Regions from separate parts of the Homo sapiens genome. Here region 2 is linked to region 1. Evidence: read pairs that join two places in POLR2A ChIA-PET (ENCODE). Cell type or tissue: HCT116. All regions are shown on one strand. Links, peaks and the distances in the headings refer to the core of each region. The heading gives the core; the rest is flanking DNA. Region 1 holds the start of EREG (epiregulin). Region 2 has its middle 140 kb from the start of BTC.

Region 1 (7,065 bases), core at 1,637-4,136:
GTGAGGGTACCTGGTCAAAATCCAGACAGGAAAGGCCTGTCATCACGTTTTCTGACAAGATTTGTCATCTCAGGTTGTGCCAAGACTCAGGTAACTCATAAACTCTCAGAGTCAACAGAAATGATCAAAGACAAGCCTATTGTCTCATTGAGATTTATGCTCCTCATATTTTCAAAAAAGAATATTTCTTCTGCTTAATTCTCTCTCATTGATGAAGTACGACTAAATTATCTTGGAGATGTCATTCAGGAACATATTCAAAAACCCATGTAGGCATGAATAAAAATGTTTGATGTTAAATAGAAAGCCCCTGAACATAACTGCAGAATTCAACATAAAAATTTATCCTCCTCTCTTTAGAAAAATCACAAGATAAAAAAGACAAAATTCTGCTCTAAAATTATAGATTATTTAAAAAAATGTTATCCGGTATTTCAACTCTTCTACTTAATGTTCAGTAGGCCAAAAATGCTAGCAAGCCCAAGTGTGGACTCTCACTTTGTCACTATTTTTCTATGTGAACTTGGGTCACAGTTCCCCAATTTATAAAACAAGAGCCTCAATATTAAACAAGTGTAAAATTTAAAAGTAACCAAATGATTGTGCATAGCAATTTAAATCTGTATGTGTTAAGGGTGGAGGCTGGAACTTTATTCCCTAGTCATAACTACATAAAGCAGTTATAACATGTATGCTAAAATTTAAAATAAATGTCTCGCTCTTTTTTGCTGGGGGAAGGACAAGATTTGGGAAAAGTATTTTTAGGAAATATTTTGTTTGGGGGAAAGAAGGCAATTTCAGAAATAACAGGTGGTCTTGCCAAAATAAGGCTATGGGCTCTGCATAACTGAATAGAGTTTAGAGATATAATACAGAACTTGAAACAGGAACTTTCCTAGTGGCAGAGAAATATCCAAACAAACTGGGAAAACAGAAACTGACCTAACTCATTTGGAAATGGGCTTGGCAGCTGACGAAATAGATGAACTATAATTAAGTAATGCAATGAAGGAGGTAAGCACTTTCATGACAACAAACACACACACAACACACACACTAGTGGGTAGTAACCAGGTTATTCACAGGCTCTGGCTGTCTCAAATTAGAATATTCAATGAAACACCCAGAACAGACATGTGCATTGTTCAGATGCAACCTTACATGTGGGGAAAATAATAAGTGCTAAGTTATTCTGACCTCGAGGTTAATTTCTAACTCTAGGAAGACTGTCACCTTTCTAATTTAATTCTTTTCAAAACAAAGACAGCAAAGCCACATTGTTTACTGAGAATCTTCTAGCAAGTCTTTCTTAGCTCAGTTTTGGCAGAAACCACATATCTAGTTTCCACTTGTGTTCCTGGACTTAGACTTGTAAGTTTCAATTATGCATAGTATGCATTTCATTAGGTCTCTCAACCCCTGAGATAAGGTGTGCCAAAATAATAATTTAACAGTCACATCCTTCACAGGTAGAGTTAGAGTGTCTGGGGAATCAGCCTCATTCCAACTCCAGGGAGAATATGAGACTGGTGGTAACTTTTATTTTTTTATTAAGATATTCATATACGACTTCAAACTCTTTCAAATTCCTTAAACTGAAGTTTAAGGAATTGGAAAGAAGTAATTTTTTTTTAACAGAAAGGCTATTTAGAAAATTTTTCCCCTTGAACTAAATCATCTCAAATAGGAAGACTGGCATTTAAATACCCTCAGCGATCACAGGCTATGGAGTGCAATTAGCAGCAAGTGCAGAACGCTTGCTCCAGAGGCTGCTTGGGAGGCTGCAGGGAAAAACGCAAGCAGCAGGTGTAGGGGCGAAGGGCGGTGGGGAGCGCCAGGACCTGCCCAGGGCCCTTCTGCTCCAGATACCCTCGACCAGTGTTTTATTTCTCTTGTGTCTGGAGCTCAGCCAACTGGCACTGGCGCATACCAGCTCCTCCGGGAAAGCTAAACCAGGCTAGGTTTTAGAAAACTGAGCGCAAGACAGAGGAGAAAAGCTTTTTCCCCCCTCCAAAAAATTTCTTACGCTAGTTTCTATTCCCCACTCTCCAACAAAAAGGAACAAGACATGAAATGTTAACAGTGCGTTCCAGGCCTTTAGATTTCTAGGACTGGCAACTTTTCAAAAAAAAAAAAAAAGCTTTTTCAACAACTTTTTATTTTGTTTAATAAGGAGATATTTCAATCCATGCATAACATATATGCCAATAATTAATTCACCAATAAAAAGCATTTTAACATCGATCCCCAGTCCCCCCCACCCCAGTCCCACCATAGGGGAAGACAGACTCACAAAACAAGACGTAATTTTAAATAGAGCACACTTGAACCTGGAGACAACTCCGTACTTGTCGAATGACAAATGCACAGGAGCCTTCCTTATTTGTCTCCTCTTTGGGGCGGCCGGAAGCCAGAGGGGGAGAACTTACCCAGGCAGAGCAGCAGCGCAGGGACCCTGCCGGCACAGAGCATCTCCATCCTCCTCCCCGCGGTCATCGGCGATGGGAGCGGGCGCTGGGGCTTGGCGGAGGGCGGCTGCGGAGAGTGCACGGGCAGGGCGGGAGCAGACGGGCTCGCGGCAGTGGCTGGAGAGCGGCTGTCAGCCTAGAAGGGACCCCACGTTGGCTGTGTCCCTCTGACACTGGAAATATCAGGCAAGTGAGCTCAACTGTCTGGTGCTGCGAACTTTATACTAGGGAGCCCCTCCCGGGCCCTAACGGGGTGAGGTCAAGAGTGCCCAGAGTTTCATAATTGGCCCGAGGGAGGAGCGGCAGGAGGACCGTCAGGAAGTCATCCTCCCTCCCTGGAGCACCTGAGAGTAGTGGTTGAGGAATGAAAAAATGTCTTTCCGATTGGCCGGGGACTACTCCCGAAACTTTTCCATCTCCCTCCGGGAGGTGGGGAGCGTGGACCAGATGGCTTGGTTTGCTTTGTGGGGTCACCTGCCCTGTAGTGGGTGGTTTTGGTTGCTCAGGGTGACGGACATAACTTGAATCAGTCTTTTAGCCAAGGCTGGCGTTCCCCATACATGCCTTTGGAGAGCTGTGCGTGTGACTTACTAACCTCAGCCACGAAAACTCCCTTAACTTGAAGTCTGTCAGTGATTCAAGCGCCCTCCTTGCATTGAAACGCCACCGCCCAGAAAAGCCTTTCCCATCTGCGCCTTCCTTCTGAGACCCCTGCTTCCAATGTGGCTCAGGCATTTATTACCTCAAAGTCGAGTCATTGTGAAGAAAATTCCTGTTATTTTTTTTCCTTCTGTCGTATTTGCCATTTGTCAGGTTGCTGCTTTTGATATGACTTCCTACTAAGTAGTGCCTTAATCCTGTCGCTCCCCTGCACAAAACCTTTCAACGACTTCCTATTGCTTTTTGGACAAGGCCTGCCACAAACGTGAAGCCAATCGGTCTTTTCAACCTCAGCTCCCACTATTTCCCCAGGCAAATTGTCTGACCCCAGCCAGGCTGGAAAACTCTAAGCCTTTCCTCACTCCCACTTTCCTGCCTATGCTGATGGAGTCGTACTTTGAGGCAATGGCTACTTTTTAAAGGAATTAGTGAAATCCTGCTCAAATTCATGGTTCTCCTCAAGGGCCTGGGCTTCTTAGGCTTGTGGATCTCTTTTCATTCTGATCTCTTATAGCTTTTGTCGTTTATCTTCTCCCTAGCCTCATAGAATTCTAGACCCGGTACTTTACACCTGGGAAAGCTACTTTGTATTCCTTGACTTTTTTTTTGTTTGTAAGTCCTATGTTCAGCTCTGTACTGTGTAAATTGTCTTCCTTTTCACTGCACTCCTCTATAGGACCTAAGAACTGTGAGTCAATTCAGCAGTACTGTATGTAAATATACATATTTGAATAGAAAATGGAATCTAATGGATGTTAACTCCTTACCTTTTTATTTCTACTTTTTAAAAAATTATTATTACTATTCCTTTTTTTTTTCTGGCTTTTTTCTCTCATACTCTAAGGCCCTTTAATGTCCAGAATGCTCTTGTTAGAAACAAATACTTCGGCCGGGCGCGGTGGCTCACGCCTGTAATCCCAGCACTTTGGGAGGCCGAGACGAGCGGATCACGAGGTCAGGAGATCGAGACCATCCTGGATAACACAGTGAAACCCCGTCTCTACTAAAAATACAAAAATTAGCCGGGCATGGTGGCGCGCGCCTGTAGTCCCAGCTACACGGGAGGCTGAGGCAGGAGAATGGCGTGAACCCGGGAGGCGGAGCTTGCAGTGAGTCGAGATCGCGCCACTGCACTCCAGCCTGGGCGACAGAGCGAAACTCCGTCTCAAAAAAAAAAAAAAAAGAAACAAATACTTCATCATGTTATCAGGGGTTAAGATTTAAACTGTCTGTGTGTGAATTCCTGGACAAGTTATTTAATCTGTCTCAATTTCCTCATACGTAAAACAGGGATAATAATAGTATCCAGCGCATAGGAAAATAATGAAAGTGCTTAGTAGAGTGCCTAGTACCGAGTTAGTGCTCACTAAAAATACCTACCATTATATGCAAACGTTGATGCTTAAGATGGTGGTACTTGGTAGTTGGTCAATATTTGTAAGTTAAATGAATCAATGAACAGTAGGATAGAGGTAGGCTGGGTTCCTAAGTCTAGCTTCCAAATCTATCAAGAAAGCAGGCATTGAGTGACTTCTCACTTAATAGCTTATTTTGGAAAAGAAGAAATGGAACCAAGGAAAATGATATTAGAAATGGGTTATAGTTTTATGGAGCATTGGTAGAGATCACAAGTTTCATAAATTAGAAAGAGGTAAAGTGACTTTTATGGTTATATAATGGCTTTTGTCCTACAAATTGGATCTGGAAAAAAAAATAGTCCCAGTGTTTTTGAGGAATGGAAGCAGAATTCAAACGAATGGAATGTCAACTGGGAGCATTTTCTATCAGGTACTTGCAAAGAGTGAGAGGAAGAGTTTTTAATCCTGATTAATGGCTTGTTTCTTTAAATATAGTGTGTTTTATGCTGAAAAGAAAGATGGTGGGGATGTGATGGGGAGAATGGGTCATGCTGACAATAATTGACAACAGTCACTTCTATGGTATTGATATGTGAAGAGGAATTTTTTAACTTTGTAACTAATGCCTGCAAGCATGAGATATCATCACTGTGAAAAAAATCCCTGTGCTTGTCTCAAAATTTTCCACAGCAATGTACTCTTTTGTAGGCTGATTTTATATGATGTGAAGAAATCTTTTCTTTATTAGTTCTATGTTTACTCAATTTTCTAGCCATTAGATATTGAGAATGACTCCACCATGACACATCAGAGGATTTGCACGCACTGCCTCCGCAAAATAGTATTCTTCTTCTTTTTTTTTTTTAAATAATTGGGAACAATTTTCATTAATTGTTCATTTAAATATATATACATAGTATGCGGTATAATCATAATTCCTCTTAAAGGCACAAAGCTTATTTAAAGATAGAATGGTTTGGGAAGAAAATAACCGGGTCATATAGAATTTTCCAATTAGGAAGTCACTTTAATACATCAGCAATGTCAGCAATTCCCAGTTTGAGATGTACTGGGATTCCTTTCCAAGGGGTTGGTAAATCGAATTATCTATAGACTAAAGCGCGCGCACACACACACACACACACACACACACACACACATATATATACTATTTTAAACATACATTAAGTCTCTATGTAATTAGTAACATGTATTCATTTTAAATTGATATTGAATTCATAAACGCTTTGTGGCATGTGTTTTTTCGTTGATATATAACAAACATATAAGCGCCGTTAAATGGGGAAGAAGAGTCTTGCAAAAAATAATCCTTTTAAATTAAAAGGGAGTCCTCTCATGAGAAGAATTAGGAAATCCTAGACTGGGGACATACACACACAGGCCCCAAACTGATATCAGTATTAAACCTATTGTAGCCTGCACTCAGATGAAGCCCTGGGCCCTACCCATAGAACCAGCATTTAGCAACAGACAAGGACATAGAACACGTTACAATTCTTCCATCTCTTCCTCTTTCCCTCAGGTTATTGTTTCTTCTGACTATAACTGGCACTTATTTATTATGAAATTACTGCTTTTCTAACTAAAAAAATGAGCATAGCTACTTGAGTGAATTAGTTTTTACATAACACAAAATGTTTTAAGTCGTTTTTTAGTCCTTAGCAAAAACCACTGAGATAAAATGGTATTGGGTTGCCTTTTTACAATTAAGAACTTGAAAAATTTAGGAACGTGTTCAAGATCAAATTGTTACATTTAATATAAAAAAGACCTTAAATATGAATTCTGTTCTAGCAGATGCTAATTTTTAATTAACATTATAAATTTAATTGTATGTTAATCATACAGGATATTTTTAGCAAGCTCCATGTAAATGAAAAATTTATGCCTTTTATGATATATATATTTTTTCGAGACGGAGTTTCATTCTTGTTGCCCAGGTTGGAGTGCAATGGCACGATCTTGGCTCACTGCAACCTCCGCCTCCTGGGTTCAAGTGATTCTCCTGCCTGAGCCTCTAGGGTAGCTTGGATTACAGGCATGCACCCCGATACCCAACTAATTTTGTATTTTTAGTAGAGACAGGATTTCACCATGTAAGTCAGGCTGGTCTCAAACTCCTGACCTCAGGTGATCCACCTGCCTCAGCCTCCCAAAGTGCTGGGATCACAGGCGTGAGCCACCATGCCCGGCCTGTAATAGCATTTCTACAGAAATATATGTAGATATAGAGAAAGTTGCAATTCTGAACCCCAAAAACAATCCAGTTAGAGACAAAATAGAGAAAAGGAAGAAACATATATTGATGTAGTAATACTCTATTTTACTTAAATAGCTTTTATCATAGATTTTTTAAAAAATATTTTTCCTATGGACTAATCCATTCTTGAATTGGTTTAAGAACTCAAAAAGTAAATTCTCTTGTTTTTCTTTCAATAGAAAATTAGATGTAGAAGAAAACAAGAACTAAGAAAGTTTTAAAGTTTACTGAAATCTAAATCATATTTTCTTATTGATTATCTTGATAATTTGAGAGTTTTTCTGAAATGAAAAATGAC
Region 2 (7,065 bases), core at 1,682-4,181, 290 kb before region 1:
TGCATTTGCCCTTTGGTGAATGTAATGAATGGCCATTTGTGGACACATCATGTGTTTAGGTTGTGCATATATGTATACTGGGAGGATGCTTTATGCTGGAGATAATTTAAAGAAAATGTTAATTAATAGAAAGACTAGTTTGTTTTATTATGGGGAGTTTGGATTTGGTGGCAGGAGTTGTTCCTCTTTTTTCCAAATTGTATGTTTTCTATATGTGTTATATAGTAAATCCCAGCATATCACTTGCTTATTTAAATTGCTCCAACGGCTTCACACTGCACTTAGACTACAATCCAAACTCCTGTGATGGGCAGAAGGCCTAGCAGGCCTCCACATGGGGCCCTTGCCTACTCTGATCTCTCATATCTCCATGAATACTCTGCTCCAGGAGCAGCCATAACTTTTTATTGTTGATGGTCATTTTATTGATTTTTTAAAAAATTGATTACACAAAACTCTTTCCACTTAAAGCATAATTGTTGCTCACTTTACCTGGAGTCTTTGCATGTCTGAGTGCTTCTTGTCATTCAAGTATTTGCTCAAATGTCATTTCCTCAGAAAGGCCTTTCCTGACCACCTAGTCAAAAGTAGTCACCCGGTGACTTAGTCATCCAGTTGTTCTATTCTCTGCACAGCACTTACTGCAATCAGACATTTGTGTTTGTTGTTTATTTATTGTTTATTTTATTTCTCCTGTTGGTGGTCTGAAAACTCAATGAAACCAGTGGGCCTGTCCATCTTCCTTGCTACTGTGTATCCCAGTCATGCATTTGTTAGGAGCTCAACAAGTGTTTGGTCAATGAGTGAATAGTTCCCCTCATCACACTACTGCTGAGCATAAAAATCACCCTGTGTATACAGCAATTAGTTCAGAGGCCACGCCAAAGCATAATGTCAGTTTTGGACATAGATGAAAGTGAGGATGCATTTCCTAACAAGCTTGTTGCCAGCTAACACAGAGAAATGAGCATTGTTAACCAAAATATACCTTCACAAACTTGAGAACAATCACTATAGTTTCAGAAAACTTCATGAGATTTCACCGGCTAAAATATTTCAGTAGCTCGTAAGTATTCCCATGGGTCAAAAGCAGTTTTCATTCAACATTACTTGTTTTTCCAAAATGATTTGTGTTGAAAAGATTGGCATGGGAACAGACCCACAGACATTAGTCTAGATCTCAAACATTGTCTGTAAAAACAAAGGTACTATGCAGATTTCAAAAACCAGGTGTGTCATTGTTTGGGGATAATGAACCAGTATGGATAATCTAGTCTCATATCTTACATTTGAACTGCCTCTTATGACTGGCTTTTAGGGGAATTTTATCTTTGGGGCTATGATTCGACTTTCTACTCCCTGCTTTATCCCAATGGATCAACTTAGAAAGGTTGAGTATTTCAGGGGTAACTCTGATACAAGATTGAATATTATTTGAGATTGAATTTCAGTTTTGAAGATTTTGTTTGATGTGCATCTTGGTGTCCTGAAGGGAGGCAGGCAAAGTGTGCATCACTATGGCACAAGTATGTTTGTGCTTTTCCCTCTTTCACCATCTTCCTTCCAACCAGGTCTTCTAGATACATATGGACCATTAAGTAGTAGTGTTGATACTCTTGTTTGTCTCCTTCATCCCAAAGTATTTGTTTAATATCCAGCAATGTGATGAGGAAGGTGAGGCCTCCTCCAAGAGCTGGAGCTGCACATGGGTGAGTTCATGGTAGCCTCAGGTTTAGGGCATGGTCCTGGAAGGGAGCAGTTATTTTCTTTTCTTCATCTAGATCTGCCTAATTTATGTGTGTGTGTACATGTGTGTGTATATATGAATTGCTTTTCCACAGGAATTGCTTTTTCATTGTGAGCATTTGATAAATCCTGGTCTCTCATGCTTTATTTCATGCACCTGTAATTCAGGCACACAGATTTATCTAGACTATGACTCAAGGATCTCTGAGGTTTATACTGAATTTCTAGACTTAGCTTAAAGTTTCATCTTTGTTAATATGAAGTGGTTCCACAGATGAACAAACAGTGCCAAACACGAAGTGAGGTGTACCGACGGTCCATTTTTACGTTATCATTTTGATTCTATTAGCCACCAGCTTGAATACTGCCAGATGTGAGTGCCAGAGTGAAAGTGGTGAAGAAAAGTTGATACATCTGAGCCAAAAGGAGATATGCTGAGTTCCACTTTAAACTTAGAGGACTACTTAAGGGAAGTATTGCTTCTTGAGTTGAAAGCAATAAGCACAATCCAGTAAATTCAATCTCTTTTGGAGGGGAGTCTGCCTCAGGATCTGGTCTTTTTACTCATGTCAAGACCAATTCCTTCCTAAATTCCCCTGCACAAAGAGAATGCATGGACTGAGGGGCTATGTGCTAGAATCTCTCTTGGTTTAAGATTTTACCCTATTTGCCAAGGACTAGAGGGTAAGGAAGTATAGTTTGTGGAAAGGAATTAAGATAAAGTCATCGACCTGCATGTTATGTCTCATAGCATGAAGAAAAGCACTAAAAGTTCATTGTCATCCTTAGTATATACGAATTGTCAGAAACCCACCCAATGGGGAAAGGGATTTTGTCTTTTTCTCTGGTGGGGCTAGAAAAGTACCTAGTAAAAGATCAATGGATATTTATTGAAAAATTGAATCAATGCATCGATGAAGACCTTACATTCTGTCACACTTATCTGAGTCAGAATTCATTTGCCCCTGATAAATAAATTCTCCTGCTTCAGGCCTCAGGTCAGATCAAAAGAGGAGACCACATCATAATGGGGTGATTTACCAGCTCGGATCCACATCATACTCATCATTTTTCACTTACAAACACATTACAGTTTGAGGAACAGAAAGCATGACTGTACATCCCTGCAAATACTTGTCAGCTTGTGAACAGGTCCAGAGATAACCCACTAGATAAGTCGGTTGCATCATTCAAGAAAATCATTTACTAGACCGAGAAGGAATCCAGCTTTTTCTTGCACGCAATGGGCAGGTGAGTTCAGAGAACAAGGGAACATGCTGTAGGATTTTCGCTGCGTTTCAAGCATTGCAGTGCAGTTACAAGTTAGGGTGAGCTGGGTCAGTTTACTTAGCACAGCTTACCATTGCGTTTCGTCAGAGGATCAATAGGTAAATTTCTTGTGACTGGGCTCTGGAAAACCCAACTCTCACCTGGAAAGGTCAGAAGAAAAAAAAATACATAAACAGTTAACATTAATTTTCTATGGGAATTAGCCCCTCTTCCATTTGTAGCTCTAGGTTTGTGCACAAATTGATAAGCCACCAGGTAATCCTAGGAAAAGTACTACAATTATCTTTGTGGATGTTTGTCTGGACTCTATGCTGTACTCTGCTCCTGAGTTATTAAGAAGTAGCTAACCTTCTTCATACCTGAAACCTACTGATGTCTAAAGATGTAAGAGATTATATAGATTCTTCTCTAAGGAAAAGCAGTAGGAAAAAATATTCTGATCTTTTTCTGTGATTTCCTTCTCAGTTTTGTGCCAATTTCTAGACATATTTACAGAATATAATTATAGAAATCAAACGGTATCAAACAAAGCATCTTTGGTCTGTCATGAATATTCAGTCCTAAGATAAAACAAATCAGTTTAGATTTGAGGAAGATTAGAAAGAAGATTTGTGGAATGACGTTTAAGAAGTTAAGAATGCCTGGTTTCATTCAGAATTTTCAGATGTGTCCTATTGGTGAATGGGCTTTATTTGTAGTTCCTATGTAAGTTTACATTTTTTCGGTAATGTTTAAAACGTTTTCTGCTAAGATTGCCTTTCTAACTCAGAATTTCCTTCCGTGCTCTGAGAGGATTTGTTCTAGAGATAAGCATCGATATCTATGGCTAATAATTATTTAACAGTTATGACTTACTAGCATTACAACGACTCTGTGAGACAGATTCTACATTGGTCTGAGGTTTGGATAGCTTTATTTATTTTTTTTTAAAAGGCCTTTTTATTAACTCTAAATTGAACATTAAGCTAAGCACTTGAACTACAAAACTAGAGAAATTATAATAAAAAAATCTCTGTAGTCTTGAGGAGGCAAAGATTTCTTAGAGCAAAAACAAAGAAACAATAACAAGGAAAAATGCACCCAGCATTGAAAAATGTTAAGAAACTAAAAGGTAAATCACAGATTAGGAGACAATATTATAAAATTATGTCTGATAAATAACACAATTGAGTAAGAAGAGGATAACCTGATTTTAAAATGATTTGAACCCATGCTTTACAAAAGAAGATATAAGAAATGCATGAAGTCCATAGAAGGATCCCCAATATCACAGTCATCAGGGACATGTAAATTCATACTGTGATGGAGTACTACTACAAACCCACTAGAATGGATAAAAATCAAAAGATCTACAATGCTGAGATATGGTAAAGATGTAGAGCAATTATAACTCTCATGTATTGGTGTGGGGATGCAAAATGATATAATCTTTTAAGAAACAGTTTGACAGTTTATTATATAATTATATATTTACCATAACAGCATTCCCAATCCTAAGTATTTTCCAAAGTGAAATAAAAGCATATGTCCAGAAAAGAATGGGTACTCTATTCATATAGTAGCTTTTAAAAATAATAGCCCTAAACCAGATCCAACCTAAATCAACTTGTGAATGAATAAAAAATGTGTATTATTGTGGAAGTCAGTGTGGCGATTCCTCAGGGATCTAAAACTAGAAATACCATTTGACCCAGCCATCCCATTACTGGGTATATACCCAAAGGACTATAAATCATGCTGCTATAAAGACACATGCACACATATGTTTATTGCGGCACTATTCACAATAACAAAGACTTGAAACCAACCCAAATGTCCAAAAATGATAGACTGGATTAAGAAAATGTGGCACGTATACACCATGGAATGCTATGCAGCCATAAAAAAATGATGAGTTCATGTCCTTTGCAGGGACATGGGTGAAATTGGAAATCATCATTCTCAGTAAACTATCACAAGGCCAAAAAACCAAACACCGCATGTTCTCACTCATAGATGGGAATTGAACAATGAGAACACATGGACACAGGAAGGGGAACATCACACCCTGGGGACTGTTGTGGGGTGGGGGGAGGGGGAGGGATAGCATTAGGAGATATACCTAATGCTAAATGACGAGTTAATGGGTGCAGCACACCAGCATGGCACATGTATACATATGTAACTAACCTGCACATTGTGCACATGTACCCTAAAACTTAAAGTATAATAATAATAAAAAAAAGGAAAAAAAATGTGTATTATACCCATTCAATGAAATGTATCTTATAATAAAAGGGAACGAACTCCCACATATGTACCAAGATGAACAAATCTCAAATCATTATGCTAGTTGAAATAACACAAGTGCAAAAGATGGCATATGTGTGATTGTATTTGTATGAAATTCTGTAAAAGGCAAAACAGTAGTTACAGAAACCAGATCAGTGTTTATCAAGGGCTAGGAGTAAGGAGGAGATAATATGGAGACAGTGAATTCATTTGTGCCTTAATAGTGGTGGTGGTTATATGACTGAATGCGTTTGTCAAAATTTATTGTACTGTACCCTTAAAATGGGTATATTTTTATTATATGTAAATCGTACCTCAAAAAATCTATGTTACTGTGGCAAGATTATATGAAGAGATGTTTTTAAAGTTGCTTCTCTTTGCCTTTTCTTGTGCTATTGCACTTAACCATGATTTTGGTGCAGCATTTGCTTTTTTATACACTGCCAAGAGGGAGGACACAGATGCAACTCAGAACTGTGCTGTCCAATGTAGTAACTGCTAGCCACATGTGCCTATTTGAATTTCAATTAATTAAAGTTAAATGAAATTTAAAATTCAGTTTCTTAGTCACATTAGAAGAGCTCTTGATACCACCTATCAAGAGCTAAATAGCCACAGGTAACCAGAGGCTACTGTACAGGGCAATACAGTTATACATAGCACATTTTCATTGTCACAGAAACTAGACAGTGCTGGCCTAGAATACATTTCTTCTTCCCTTCCCCCTCCCCTCCCCCTCCTCCCTCCCCCTCCTCCCTCCCCCTCCTCCCTCCCCCTCCTCCCTCCCATCCCTGGCCCTCCCCCTCTCCCTCCCATTCCATCCTCTCCCCTCCCCTCCTCTCCTCTCCTCTCCCCTCCTCTCCCCTCCCCTTCCCTCCCCTCCCATCCCTTCCCTTCCTTTCCCTCCCATGCCTTCCCTTCCCTTCCCTTCCCTTCCTTTTCCTTCCCTTCCCTTCCTTTTTTTTTTTTTTTTTTTTTTTTGACAGGGTCTCACTCTGTCACCCAGGCTGGAGTGCAGTGGTATGATCATGGCTCACTGCAGCCTCAAACTCCTGGGCTCAAGCCATCCTCCCTCAGCCTCCTGAGAAGCTGGGACTACAGGCACGGGCCATCACACCTGGCTAATTTTAATTTTTTTTTTTTGTAGAGATAAGGTTTTATCTCTGTGTTGGCTAGGCTGGTCTCAAACTTCTGGCCTCAAGCAATCCTCCTGCCTCAGCCTCCCAAAGTTTTAGAATTATAGGCATGAGCCACTGCACTCAGCCTAGAATACATTTCTAAATAAATTTTATAAGCACGTAGCACAAACAGAGTCTGAATGCCTTTGATCTGCAAAAGTTGCACTTCGTTAGATGAGAAAGAGTATTCCCCCACGCCTCGAAAGAGGGTATTAAAGTATTTAAGCGTGAGCAGTGTGTTTACCATCATCCTGGGTAGGAGAGTATATAGACAATGAAAATGGGTCATGATGGTGTCAGAAATTTCAGGAGAAGGTGTCAGACCACCAAGACAGGGACTAGTCAAGATGAATGAACCCTCAGAAGTTGCCAAAAAGGATAGAGAAAATCAGGCCTAACAGGCATTCTTCTCAGAATGCCAGGACCATATGCAAGGCCCCCTAAGATTAGCTCACCTCAGAAAAGAGAAAGGAAGGGAAACTTACAGGGAAATAAGAGGTCCTAGAATTTGACTGGGGTGCTACTTAAAGGAGACATGAATTTTAAACAGAGATGATCAGGTTACCATTAAGATAAAGTT

The links. ChIA-PET counts read pairs that join two places held together with the same protein. Peaks named below come from ENCODE experiments on the same cell type or tissue, not always from the same donor. Only the 100,000 strongest peaks of a DNase experiment are listed, where the experiment ranks them.
Region 2: POLR2A ChIA-PET joins it to region 1 with 12 read pairs; 5 of 35 experiments call an interaction of 5 or more read pairs at or near these places.

What each region holds. Positions count from the first base shown.
Region 1 is chr4:74,360,740-74,367,804 of GRCh38, reverse strand. EREG (epiregulin) reads right to left here and starts at 2,660. Exons shown (of 5, transcript NM_001432.3): 1 at 2,430-2,660. The coding sequence starts at 2,496. LOC105377276 (a long non-coding RNA gene) reads left to right here and starts at 2,464. Exons shown (of 3, transcript NR_188415.1): 1 at 2,464-2,654. In HCT116, for the core only: no CTCF peak of the experiment used is centred there; DNase peaks (open chromatin) are centred at 2,764, 2,894 and 3,273; H3K4me3 peaks cover 2,452 bases; H3K27ac peaks cover 2,500 bases.
Region 2 is chr4:74,650,304-74,657,368 of GRCh38, reverse strand. No RefSeq gene overlaps it. Among named protein-coding and RNA genes, the nearest start is that of BTC, 140 kb to the left of the region's middle. RefSeq lists an enhancer at 2,191-3,390. In HCT116, for the core only: no CTCF peak of the experiment used is centred there; a DNase peak (open chromatin) is centred at 2,958; H3K4me3 peaks cover 726 bases; H3K27ac peaks cover 2,500 bases.